2 separate regions of the Mus musculus genome follow, and region 2 is linked to region 1. A link is a contact called in ENCODE Hi-C or POLR2A ChIA-PET data. All regions are on one chromosome and are shown on one strand. The core of a region is the stretch at or near the end of the contact, and the rest is flanking DNA. Distances in the headings are between cores, read along the strand shown. Region 1 holds the start of Otud5 (OTU domain containing 5). Region 2 holds the start of Pim2 (proviral integration site 2).

What was found. Hi-C counts contacts between places; a loop is a spot of excess contacts on that map. ChIA-PET counts read pairs that join two places held with the same protein, here RNA polymerase II (POLR2A).
Region 2: a loop to region 1 is called in a map of heart, with 2.9 times the contacts of the local background. The contact joins the promoter of Pim2 here to the promoter of Otud5 in region 1. A Hi-C loop is called at or near these places in 8 of 37 maps with a recorded cell type or tissue (gastrocnemius, heart and left cerebral cortex). POLR2A ChIA-PET finds 5 or more read pairs at or near these places in 3 of 5 experiments (Patski and embryonic stem cell).

Annotation. Positions count from the first base shown.
Region 1 is chrX:7,838,108-7,844,763 of GRCm38, forward strand. It overlaps Otud5 (OTU domain containing 5), which reads left to right and starts at 3,724. Exons shown (of 9, transcript NM_138604.3): 1 at 3,724-4,603. The coding sequence starts at 4,010. It overlaps Kcnd1 (potassium voltage-gated channel, Shal-related family, member 1), which reads left to right. Exons shown (of 6, transcript NM_008423.2): 6 at 1-171.
Region 2 is chrX:7,874,388-7,880,249 of GRCm38, forward strand. It overlaps Pim2 (proviral integration site 2), which reads left to right and starts at 3,919. Exons shown (of 6, transcript NM_138606.2): 1 at 3,919-4,169; 2 at 4,297-4,406; 3 at 5,241-5,291. The coding sequence starts at 3,932. It overlaps Otud5 (OTU domain containing 5), which reads left to right. Exons shown (of 9, transcript NM_138604.3): 9 at 1-2,239.

The DNA of each region.
Region 1 (6,656 bases), core at 2,474-4,973:
TGCTGTTCTCTTCTGGATACCAGCTACACCAGGCTAGTATGTGAGTGAGTTGTGGAGAGCCCTGTGGAGACCAATCTTGGATTCAGATCGACACATTTTAGTCCTTTGTGAGAGACTCACTCTTTGTGTCACGTTGCTAATGTGAAATAGAAACAGTAATTTCTTTATTCACCAAGTTTGTTTATTTATTTATTTATTTATTTATTTATTATGCATAAGTACACTGTAGCTGACTTCAGACACACCAGAAGAGGGCACCAGATCTCATTATAATAGATGGTTGTGAGCCACCAATTGCTGGGAAATTAAGCTCAGGACCTTCAAAAGAACAGTCAGTGCTCTTAACTGCTGAGCCATCTCTCCAGCCCTCACCAAGTATTTTTTAACAGCCCATCATGTACTAGTAGTAAGGTACACTGATGGGCACAATAGCATCATTAGATCATAGATAAATATGGGAGGCAGGCAGACAATCATAATACAGTGTGGTACAAGTGAGATTGATAGGTTATACAAACACGTAGAAAGCTGGGCGTGGTGGTGCAAACTTTTAATTCCAGCACTTGGGAGGCAGAGGCAGGCGGATTTCAGAGTTCGAGGTCAGCCTGGACTACAAAGTGAGTTCCAGGACAGTCAGGGCTACACAGAGAAACCCTGTCTCAAAAAAACAAAAACAAAAACAAAAAAACCCTGCCGGGTGTGGTGGCACACGCCTTTAATCCCACAACTCGGGAGGCAGAGGCAGGTGGATTTCTGAGTTCGAGGCCAGCCTGGTCTACAAAGTGAGTTCCAGGACTACAAAGTTAGTTCCAGGACAGCCAGGGCTATACAGAGAAACCCTGTCTCGAAAAACCAAAAAAAAAAAAAAAAAAAAAAAAGAAAAGAAAAACCAAAAAACTAAAACCAAAACCAAACCAAACCAAACCAACAACAAAAAACACGGGGGGAGGGGGGAGGGTATGGGGGGACTTTTGGGATAGCATTTGAAATGTAAATGAATACCTAATATATAAAAAACAAAGCAAAAAACACGTAGACAGCCAGGTAACCTTAACTGGCCAGCCTTCAAGGAAGGAGGTGGAGTTAGTCAAGCAAGAGATGGAAGGCTAAAAAACGTGGGTGGAGGGCACAGTGTGTCCAATGATCAGAGAGTGAGCCTGAGCCTAAAGCCTTCAGGGAACTGAAAGGACTTCAAACTAGCTGGAAGGGGAGTGAGTGCAAGGCTGAAGAGGGAAGTAGATAGTACAGATTGCAAAAGGCTTTTGAAACTAGGAGATGGATTTGGGACTTTGTCTGAGATAGAAGTGGGGGACCACTGAAGACTCAGAAACAGGCCAGGCATTGTGTTTGCATTTCAGAAGGATAATTTTGCCCATGGGGAAAAAGTCTTAGAGGAAGAAAGATCAGTGATCAGTCAGACGGTTTTTGTGGTAGTCCATTTGGTGGGGGATGATGGCTAGGTTGGTAGCAGTGAATTGGAGAGGTGTGAAATTCCAGAGATGGGATGGGTGGGACTTGGGATTTCCAAGGCAAAGGTGAGAGCTGGAGAAGCAGAAACAGTAAAATTTGACTCTTAGGTTTCCGGGCTGGGCAATGACTGGCTAAGGGTGCCTTTTGCTGTTGGAGGAAATTCTTACAGTGCCAGGTACATAGTTAAGTATGGGGTGAAGGCTAGTCATGAATAATAGGAGTTCAGTTTTTAGATGCTGAGCAGTAGGGAATGGGAAATATGGGTCTGGAGACAACCATTAGACGATTCAGGGTAATGTTTATAGGTATTTGGCAGAAATCCATGACCACAGAAGTCCCGTAGATATGAGTCTCCTCCTATTGTGAAATCTCAGGAACAGAAAACATTACTAGGACCCATATTTACCCATGTACTACTGATGCCTTTCAGAGAAAAAAGCGTCATCTGAAGGGAGGAGGTTAGGTGGTCTTTCTGTCTTCCCCAGAATATCTTTTGTTGGAGACAGTCCCAACATGTAGTCCTGGCTACCCTTGAACTAACACCCTCTCCTTCTCTCTCTCCTCCTTTTCCCTCTTCTCCTTCTCCCTCTCCCCCCCTCTCTCCCTCCCTCTCCCTCACACACAATCACTTAAAATTATTTTATGTGTATGGATATTTTGTTTGCATGTATGCATTTTTCATCATACATTCCTAGTTGAGGGTGTCAGTTCCCTGGGACTGGAGTTACACATGGTTGTGAGCCCACATGTGGGTGCTGGAAATTGAACATGAGTCCTCGGAAAGTGATTAACTACTGAGCCATCTTACTCTTAACTATACTCTTAACTACTGAGCCGTTTCTCAAGCCCCTGGCTTTAAGCTCTTGCTCCTACTGCCTGAGCCTCCAGAGCCATGATAATACTAGTTTTGATATTGCACTTTTGTTATGTAATCTCAAAAGAGACAATGATTTGTACAAAGTCAATAGTTCATAATGATCCACGTGTGCCTAGAACTGATGTTTTCCTTATAAGGAATCAACGTCCAGGATTTTTCTGCACTACCACAGGTTCTAACTTATATAGCACTTACTGTGTACAATGCACAGAACCCGGCCATTTATTGGCTTTCATTTCTACCACATAGAAATTATTGCTGCTGGGTGGTGGTTTAATCCCAGCACTCAGGAGACAGAGGCAAGAGGATCTCTCTGAGTTGAAGCCAGCCTGGTCTACAGAGTGAGTTCCAGGACAGCCAGGGCTACACAGAGAAACCTTTTCTCGAAAAAACTAAATAAAAAAAAAAAAGAAAGAAAGAAAAGTTATCGCTAATCTATAGAGAAGTAGAAATAGAGACTAGATTGGGTGTGAACTGACTTGTTCCAAACACTCAGACATTAAGGGCCAAGATAGTATTAGCGTTTTAGCTGCTCAATATCAAGGAGTTTGCCAACACCACTGGGTGACACTAGCTGCTGACAGTCTTGTTTCGTAAATATTCTCTTTTCCTGAGTAAACTTTTGTTTTGTTTTGTTTTGGTGGTAGGGGGGGTGAAAAGCCTGTACCGAGCCTGCGCAATAGACAGACGCTAGAGGTGAACGTGAGGGTAAGAGGGCGGAGGTGACAGAGAAGGCGTGTTTTTCCGCCAAACACTATCAGTACGGTGCACGTCTGTCTATCGGTTGGCCCATCTGAAGTGATGGACAGCTTCGTGGAACTAATCACCGCAAGATTACGACTGTTGCCAGGGTGAAGTAGGACCCACCCTCTTGGGTTGGCGGATGGGAGGAACAGGAAGTGACGCCAGAGGGGACGCTGTGCTCTGGGAATGTTGATGTTTTCCAGTGAGTGTAACTGAGTTCCAGATGGAATCCTTGGAGAGCCGAGTCTTACTGTATATAGTAAGACAGACCGCTCTGTTTATGCACAGTGCCGACGCCTCTGAGCTCAAACCTCGGGGAAAGTAAAGCATAGACTGGGAGCCGAAAGGAGAAGCTGGGAAGAAGGCTGCCGACTTTGAAATTCGAGGCGGAGGACTTGAGAACGAGCGCTCAACCCGGATTGGCCAGTGGGTGTCGTCAAGGCTTTACGCGCCTCTTCAATTGGCTGGTGTCTGCAGTCGTCCCGGCGGGCGAGCCTTTTGCCCACGTACTTCCGTGCAGGGGGCGGGGCTGCGTCCTGTTGTGCATGCGCACAACCAGGAAGCCCCACCCGGTAGTTGAGGAACCTGCGGAGGGGCGGGGCGAAGCGGTGCTTGTTTTGGTTGTGTTTCCTCTGAAGCCGAATCCCGGAACCAGGTAGCAGAGAGCTCGGCCGGCCTTGGAGGGAGACAAGGCTGCGACCAATCCGTCTCCGTACCGTCCCACTGGACTTCACATCCGGGATCTCCTCCTGGGCGTGACCCGCGTCCCGTCTGCGGTCCTCGAACCGGTGTCCTGATCTCTTTATCCAGGCCTTGCTGTTCCCGTCGTGCCTCGCGCACGACCGTAGCCCCCTCATCCGGGTTCTCTCCCGGCGTTCTCCGCGTTTGCTTTGCTGTGGGGTACTTGGCGGTGCCGCCATGACTATTCTCCCCAAAAAGAAGCCGCCACCTCCCGACGCCGACCCGGCCAACGAACCGCCGCCGCCCGGGCCGCTGCCCCCGGCGCCTCGGCGCGGTGCGGGTGTAGGCGTGGGTGGCGGCGGCACGGGTGTGGGCGGAGGAGAGCGCGACCGTGACTCCGGCGTCGTGGGGGCCCGTCCCCGGGCTTCGCCGCCACCTCAGGGCCCGCTCCCGGGGCCGCCTGGTGCTCTTCATCGTTGGGCACTGGCCGTGCCGCCTGGCGCAGTCGCGGGCCCTCGGCCACAGCAGGCTTCTCCACCTCCTTGTGGGGGCCCCGGTGGCCCCGGCGGCGGTCCTGGTGACGCTCTTGGTGCGACAACTGCGGGGGTGGGCGCGGCAGGGGTGGTGGTGGGCGTGGGTGGTACCGTGGGCGTGGGCGGCTGCTGCTCGGGGCCCGGGCACAGCAAGCGGCGGCGTCAAGCTCCCGGCGTTGGCGCAGTTGGCGGGGCCAGTCCGGAACGTGAAGAGGTCGGAGCGGGCTACAACAGTGAAGACGAGTATGAAGCTGCCGCAGCGCGAATCGAGGCCATGGATCCCGCCACTGTAGAACAGGTAAGGGCTGGAAGGTGAGGGGCTGTTGGGCAGAAACAGCGAGTGAGTCTACCAGGCTGAGAAGGAGCGCAAGAAAATGTTTGAGATTGGTCCAAGAAACCCAGGTCTTGATGCTGGGCTTGACATTCTTTCCTGGTGGTGGAGGCATGGCTTCCCCCGAGGACTTGATAGGGGCTCTAAGTTAAGTAAGTTAAAGTACTCTTTTGCAGTCCTGAGATCTTCTCTAAGTGACTGGCATTGGGAATTCCCCAGGAGTCGCAGATACGATGGAGCCCTTCCTTAGAGGAAGCTCTCAGGCCTCTCTAAGGGACTTTGGTTCAGTAACTTTTTCCTTTAGGACAAGTGTGAGATTCCCTCCCGCAAAGAACTCGAATTAAGGTGGTGTCCTCAGAGAAATAGTCTAAGCATACCCAAGAAACTTAAACCCTTGATGTAGGAAGGACCTCTCTCTTTTGCTGAGTCTGCTCACCAGCCATGTGGCCTCCTCAGGAGTCCTAAGCCTGTATTTGGGGACCTAGACTTGCTTGTAGAATTGAAGGTTTAGAGTATACCCACACACCTTTTAGATAGTGATTTCCAAAGTATCCCTCCAGTGTTGTGAAACGTCTTTCTGGAAGATAAAATTCTCAGTGGCTTAGGGACAAAGGCCAAAACCAGTACCTAGAAGCAGAACTGTGGCTCACAGTCGGTGTTGACGTAAAGACCTCTTTGCTTATGGCCCGGGGTTTAATTACAGATGTTCCAGGCAAGAGGACTTCTTCAGAACACAGTTTCAGTCATGGGCTGGTGTCTATGCTCTTGTGTGTGTGTGTGTGTGTGTGTGTGTGTGTGTGTGTTCATATATTTCCCTAAGGATGGATGGATGGATATATATATATATATATATATGTGTGTGTGTGTGTGTGTGTGTGTGTATATATATATATATATGTCGTACCTATTGAAATTTACTTCAGGGATTCAACATCTCAGTTCTCCCTTTCTGTGCATCTGGAATTCTCTGATACCCAAGGGGCTGAGCTGTTAATCTCATAGGAAAAGAGCTCTCAAGTCACTAGACCCAGATTAAGTTCCTTGGAAAAGAAAACTTGAGAGTCTCTCTCAGGAAGCGCTCCATCTCATGTGGAGAACTCTCACCTATTGACTTTGCGGATGGGGTCTAGAGTCTGGCCTGGAAACATTGCGTCCTGTCCAATCCCTGCCTCAGAAACTCCAGCCTCAGGACATGGGCAGTTTGGAGACCCAGAGGCCATGTCAGATACCTCCCTCTAAATCTGCCTTCAAGGGCCTGAGACTCTGTTCTGTGAAGGACATAATAAGGCTTTCTTTAGGAACAGGAACCCCATCCTTGCCACTGAAGACTGTTTGTAGAGGTAATGCCTGAAGTTCTTCCTCCTGTACCTTGAGATGCTCCTCACACCCAGTCTGACATTTCCCACCAGGACTGGGTGGGGCATGGTTATAGGTTTCCTGAGGAATGAGGAAATTCTCAACATCACATCAGTTGTGTGAGGAATTGTTCTACACCTTAGGATCTGAGGCCTGAATCTTTTGGGGCTGTCACCTAAGATGACCTAAGTATCCTCTTCATAGGAGGCTTTTAGGAACATAAGTCTCTTTTGGGGTTTATTTGAACCTGGGAATGATACAGTTTTGAGGAAATTAGTTTTAGGCCTCTTTCCATCTTCCTCAGGAAAAAGAGATTCCTTTGCCTTGGGGACTGAGACCTGAGTCCTTGCTTAGGCATGCAGCTCTCCTCCCACCACACCAGGTGATTCTTTCTCACCAGGGAGAGGACATGAAGTCATCTTCAATATGGCCAGAGGCTTCCTTCTTTGGACAGAGCACCTGGGTGTTCTGGTTTCTTCTTACCCTCAGGTCAGAGCCAAGAAGGCTGTCAGGTCTTGGGACCAGAAGCCTGAGGCATCCCTTGGACTGGTAGAGGTTCTGACCCTATTTTCATTGTTTCTCACTTCTGGAAATTTCTCTTACATTCCATTTCCTTTTGGTTGAAAAATTTGTTTTACAGGGGTCAGAGTGTGGTCTCACATCC
Region 2 (5,862 bases), core at 2,669-5,168, 36 kb after region 1:
CCCCACTCCTGCCCTTTGATGCCACCCAAACTTCTTTGGCTTTCTTCCCTCTTGGCTTCCTTCTTTTGTTTCCTCTTTTCCTTTTTTTTTTCCACTTCCCTCTGGCCGGCCCACCCATGCGCTCCATCCATCTCATCCCTGCCACCACCATTGGTCTCTGCCAGCTGAAGTGCCCTATTGCCCCCGCACAGCACCATCTCAGCATTCCACAGGGGACTCTGGAAAGGGTGCGGAAGGTAGGCAAGAGGCCCACAGAGACAGACCATCTGGCAGCCAGGCAGCCCCAGAAGAGAGACATTCAGACAAAGGAAGTCTTCTGCTCACCCTTCCTTAAAGATCAGATAAACTTGTCATCCCTTCCCAGCAATGATGACAGGAAAATGGAAGTGGCAAGTTTTCCTTCTAGTATCCGAAGAATCTGAGCCTTCAATGTTAAAATTTTTCTTAATTAAAATGTGCTTTATTTCACAAAATCAACAAATCAAAAAGAATATTCATGGCAACGTTGGTCCTTTGAGGGTGGCATCTCTGGTTTGGAGCTAGGCAGGCTGGCCATGGGACAGAAAGGGCAGAAAAAAGATGGATTTCTGCTGTCTTTTGGCCCCTAGTTCCTTGGAAGGGCAAAGGCTATGAGGTAGAGGGAGGTGACAGGCATTGCAGGTGGCAGACTGACTTTGGACAGTGAGACCCTGACCTTGCTGCATTGCTTTGCCTTCACCACCGCTAGTCTGTTTGGAAGGCTTGAGGTGGGGTGTCTTGGGAAATTAGGGCCACTACCCAAGATTTGAATTTAGGGAGTGGGAGCAGCCTCAGCAGATGGGGCACCCGTGCACTGCAGGTGTTGACAAGATCCACCATCTGTAATGTCCTTGGCACAATAAAACCAAATGTCAGTTTCCCTGAGCAACTCTATTCTGTGTGGGACACGGGTGGATGGGCCTCTGGGAAGCACAGGATTTGCTTTGACCAGAGGTCTGCTTGTTCTCCAGTAGGTGCTCTCTGTAAGCTGGGGTTCATATTTGATCTTCTGTTTATTAAATTAACTTCTTGTCTTGAGACTGATGGCAGAGAATCTCTAGAGCCCAGGTGGGTTAAGACTAACCTAACCCACATAACCAAGATTGTTTCTTAAAAGAACAAAACCAACAACAACTCTACAACTGGTCGTGGTCATGCCTTTGATCCCAGCACTGAGGAGGGCAGAGGCAGAGGTGGATCTTTTGAGTTGCAGGCCAGCTGGGCTATACAGCAAGACGCTTTTATTAAAAATCATAAACTTCAGAACCAAATCGACTGAAACTGAAGTCCCTACTCCCACCTACCATATTTGCATTAGGGAGCCTAGGGCTAATTTAAAGGACTGTATGAGCCAGAGGCCAAGACTGGTGTCTGAATTTCTACTCTCAACCTTAATGCTCATTCATTCTTGTGATAATCTGATGAAATAAGCAATCACTAATGAGTTCAGTGACCAGAGGTGGCCCTTGCCCAACTGGGTTTTAAACGTTGGAGGATGAAATGGCTAAATCCTTTTTTTGTTGTTTGTTCCTCAGGTCTGTTGACACCTCTGTCCATACCCCTGCTAGGGTTTGTAAAGCCCAGCTAGAGAAGGCTGGCTGGCCCTCAGGTTTCCTCAGAGCAGTCTTCTCCCACTCCCCAATGCCTCAGTGAGGTCCTTTCAGAAGAAGGCTGTGTAGGGTGGCCCTACGGTGAGGGTATGGCTTGCCCAGTGGGTGGCTACAGGATATCTGAAATACGTGGTCAAGCATGAGCACGCCAAGAGGGTTGATTCATTTCAAATCTACCTGCCTTGTCTCACTGTGTGGCTTTGGGCTCTCTTTGACTTTAAAGTGTCCCATCTGCAACTACAGGGGTCATTAATGTCTGCTACCTCATGCTCTCTGATTTGTGAGTATTGACAGAGAATGTGTATGGTCAATAATGTACTACTGGGAACAGTACCTGGTACACTCTTAGAGCACAAATGTTGGGGTTCTTACCAGACTTTAGGGGTGGGGGTATTACCGTATTTTGTAAGTTTGTACCATTTGGCCTCAGCCTGACTCTTGCTACTCTTGGCTTTTACTTGCAATTTGCCCTAACCCTATCTTCAGCAAGACAAAGGGATCACCTGAAAAAACCCTGTGTGATCCCATTGGCACTCTCCCTTCTGTCTACGACTATTCCGAAGAACTGTACTATAAATAAACTTCTGGGCTGGGGCTGTGATGCTTACTTATCTTGTTTGTGTGTGTCTTAAGATCTCCCCTCCACTAAAGCCTGTCAGGATCATAGGGAGACACCTAGGGATGCTGGCTGAGTAAGGGACATTATGTGTTACCTTTTCTGCTTTGCGTGTATTGTCTGTGCCTGTGACTACATTGAGTCTTGAGTCAACCAGTTTCTCTGAATTCCAGTGTCTCTGGTTGAGTGTGGATGTGTCTGTTTCCGATGAGGCTTGTTTCCAGGTGTATCAGATGGTGACTGAGTGTGGGACTCTGCCTATGACAGTTTGTGTCTGGTATCCGAGAGAAAGAAATGCATGTTTGCGTGGGTCTCTCAGTGACAGTACATCTGTAGTTTGTCTGGATACTTTCAGTGATAAGCTGCGTGTCTGATAGTGTGTGATTGGGTCCGGCTTTTGTTGATTTGCTTATCTATGTGGTGATTTAGAGCCCAAGGATGACTACGTACCTGCTTTGGAGCAGTGCGTGTATGTGTGGAACAACTGTATATTCTTGTGACAGACTCTGGGTCTCTCATTTCTGGGGCAGCACAAATATTTCTGTGAATGTACATATCTGGTGGTGCTTGTGTGCTTGTGACAAATCTGTCAATTTCTGGTGGGGGCATATGGTATTAAGTGACCCCCGTAGGACAGTACAAGTCATATCACTGAATGTTTCTTTTCGGAACACATTTTCATGTACACCTAGGTTAGGACAAGTCTACTTGAATGTGTCTGACTATATCTTTAATGGTGGTTCTCCCGTTCTTGGTGTACGTGTGGGTATGTGAGTTCCACACACGATTGGAGGTCAGAAAGCAACTTATAGAAGTCATTTCTCCCTTTTCACCATGTGAGTCCTGAGGTCAGCAGCCTTACCTGAAGACCTTTTGCTTTTAAGACAGTCTCACTATGTTGCCCAGTCTGACCTCGCTTTCAGTTCCCAGCTCCTTTTTTACAAGGAAGTTGTAGTTCCCACAAGAACTAAGTCCTGCCATTATAGATTCAAGACCCAGACTGAGTAACAGAGCCAAGTCTAGCCAGGTTTGTATAGGATAATGGCAGCAAAAAAGCACCCTACAGGTGCCAAACTGCCATTGTTTCCTCTGCATCCCTTCCTTTTGATGACGGTAAAGAATTTTACCCTTCCCTGAAGAGTGGACCAGCTCTCCTATAAGATTACAGTTTTGGAGCAAAGGCTGCCTGATCTTGGGTGAAACACACGTGACAGGATCCTGTCTAGTTCCAGGCTCTGATTTTTAAAAGCTGGTTTGTCGTTGTCTCCTTACTGAACTCAAGGCAGCAAAGGTGATGGCGGCAGCAAACCTGCATCCTAGGAAAGGAGGCTGCGCTTTTTAAAAGTGTGTACACACCCCACCACACCAACAACCAAAACAAACGCAGTTGTCGCAAAGGAATTCCCAGAAGCGTGCATGTCTGTGTGTCCGTCTGTCTATGTGTGTGCGCGCACGCGCGCGCACCCTCCTACATTTGCATACAGGCCCTTCCTCCGCGGAAGAACCTGGCATGTATTTTGCATAAGGGGCACTTGAAACGTTGAGGGTGGCATGCAAATAAGGACTGGCTCGGATTGGCTGGGGTACAGCAGGTGCCGCGTCCGGATTGATCAAAGCCAGGTGGGCGGGTCTGTCGCGCAGGGCGACTCTCCCGGGAGGCGCGTGCCCCGGCTCAGTAGCGTTGGGGCTGGCGCGCGCGACGAATCTTAACGCTGCGCCGTCTGCAGGCGCTTCCGGGCCGCCAGATTCCCTGCCTTCCACCCTGGCGCCCCCCAGCCCTGGCTCTCCGGCCGCTCTGCCCCGGGCATCCACGCCCTGCGGGCTCAGCGGATTCAGCGGGCTCAATATACGCAGCACCTCCTCCATGTTGACCAAGCCTCTGCAGGGGCATCCTTCGCCCCCTGTGACCCCCACGCAGCCTCCAGGTGAGCGTAGCCTCCTCTGTCACAAGCAGGTTGGGTGGACTGGAATGATGGGTGCTGGTGTGGGGGCGAGTCATGGCTGGGATCAGAGTACACCGCCACCCTGACTTCCTCGCCTCCGCTTGCGTAGGAGGCAAGGATCGGGCAGCTTTCGAGGCCGAATACCGACTTGGCCCCCTCCTGGGTAAGGGAGGCTTTGGCACCGTCTTCGCGGGACACCGCGTCACGGATAGACGTCAGGTATCCCCTACAAGGGGTTCTCGGAGGGTCAGGTGTTTTGGCGAAGGGTGGTGGTGGGGTACCAGTGACTGGGATGCCAGTTGCTTCAGTGGGGAGCCTGCGTCTGCAAATGTGTAGTAGAATCATAAGGAGCAGGGTTGCTAGGAGTGTGAGTGCGCGCGTGTGTCTGCAGTCCAGGTGGGTATGGGGGTGGGCAGGATTCAGGGCAAGAATTCTAGAAGATTGGCGCTTTCTACTAGGGAGGGGGCAGATATCAGGACTGGACCCCAAGATCCATGGAATTGATGTGCGTGCGCTTGTGTGTCTGAGATGGTGGGGATGTTTTAAAAGTAGGTGTTAAGTGTGGAGTCGTGAGAACAACAATCCAGATAGAGTTGTCCTGGAGATGAGGATGATGGAGGAGGGCATGCGACGTCAAAAAAAAAAAAAAAAACAAACAAAACAAAACAAAAAGACTTGGAATTCGAATCTGGGGATATGGGTCAGTGGTAGATTATTTGTCCACCATTCACAAGCACTGAGTTCAATAACCAACATCGTGGCGGGGGGAGGGGGGAGGCATGTAGAAAGACAGTGCGAGAGAAAAAGCAAAAGGAAAAAAAAAAACTACAACTCACTCCCGTTCTGGATTTCAGGGGGTCTTGATGCTTTCTTAACGAGAGCCCAGGCGTAAATATGTTTAGGTGAACTTGCTTCTGAGGACTTAAATGCTGGGTGGGCATCTGAGCTCCGATGGATGTGATATGTATGGGAACTAGGAATACCCGGGTGGAGAGACTGGAATTGGGAAGTCTGGGATCACCTGCTGCCCCCTTATCTCAGCCTTTTTTCTAGGTGGCCATCAAAGTAATCTCCCGGAACCGTGTGCTAGGCTGGTCCACCGTGGTGAGTGTCTTTGGTGTACGTCATGACCCATAGACTCCATCACAGAACGCACGCACTGCTTTTTTTCTAGGGGACATATGACTCCCTGGGCCCTGAAACCATGAGAACCCCACCAGCCTGTGATTCCTGCCTTCATGTGATAGTTCTGATTTCACCACAATTCCCCCAGAGCCCTGGATTCTCCTTTCAAACTCTCCTTTCTCATCCTTCTTCCAAACACTGCTTTTGGGGCTGTTCACAGGACATGCTGGTGGGGAAGGAGGGGCCTAGGTCACTGGTTGTCATGGTGATGCTGGCTGCTTCTCTTCTGCCACCCGGAGAACGCTAACGGACATCAGGGCGGGTCTGGGCAAATTGTAGGTAAGAGAGCTCCCCCTGGTGAACCCTTTAGGTAGTCTGTGCCGGCCCGTGGACTTGGGGGGGGGGTTTGGGGGTGAGCCTGCGCAGTAGCCGATTTTGCGTCTTCGTGAGAAAACCTGTCTGCGGCTGTGCAAGTTACTGGGTCTGTAAAGGACCCCATCTGAGGCAACTGGACTCTTGGCAGTCGCTGCCCGTTCGGGTCTGGGGCAGG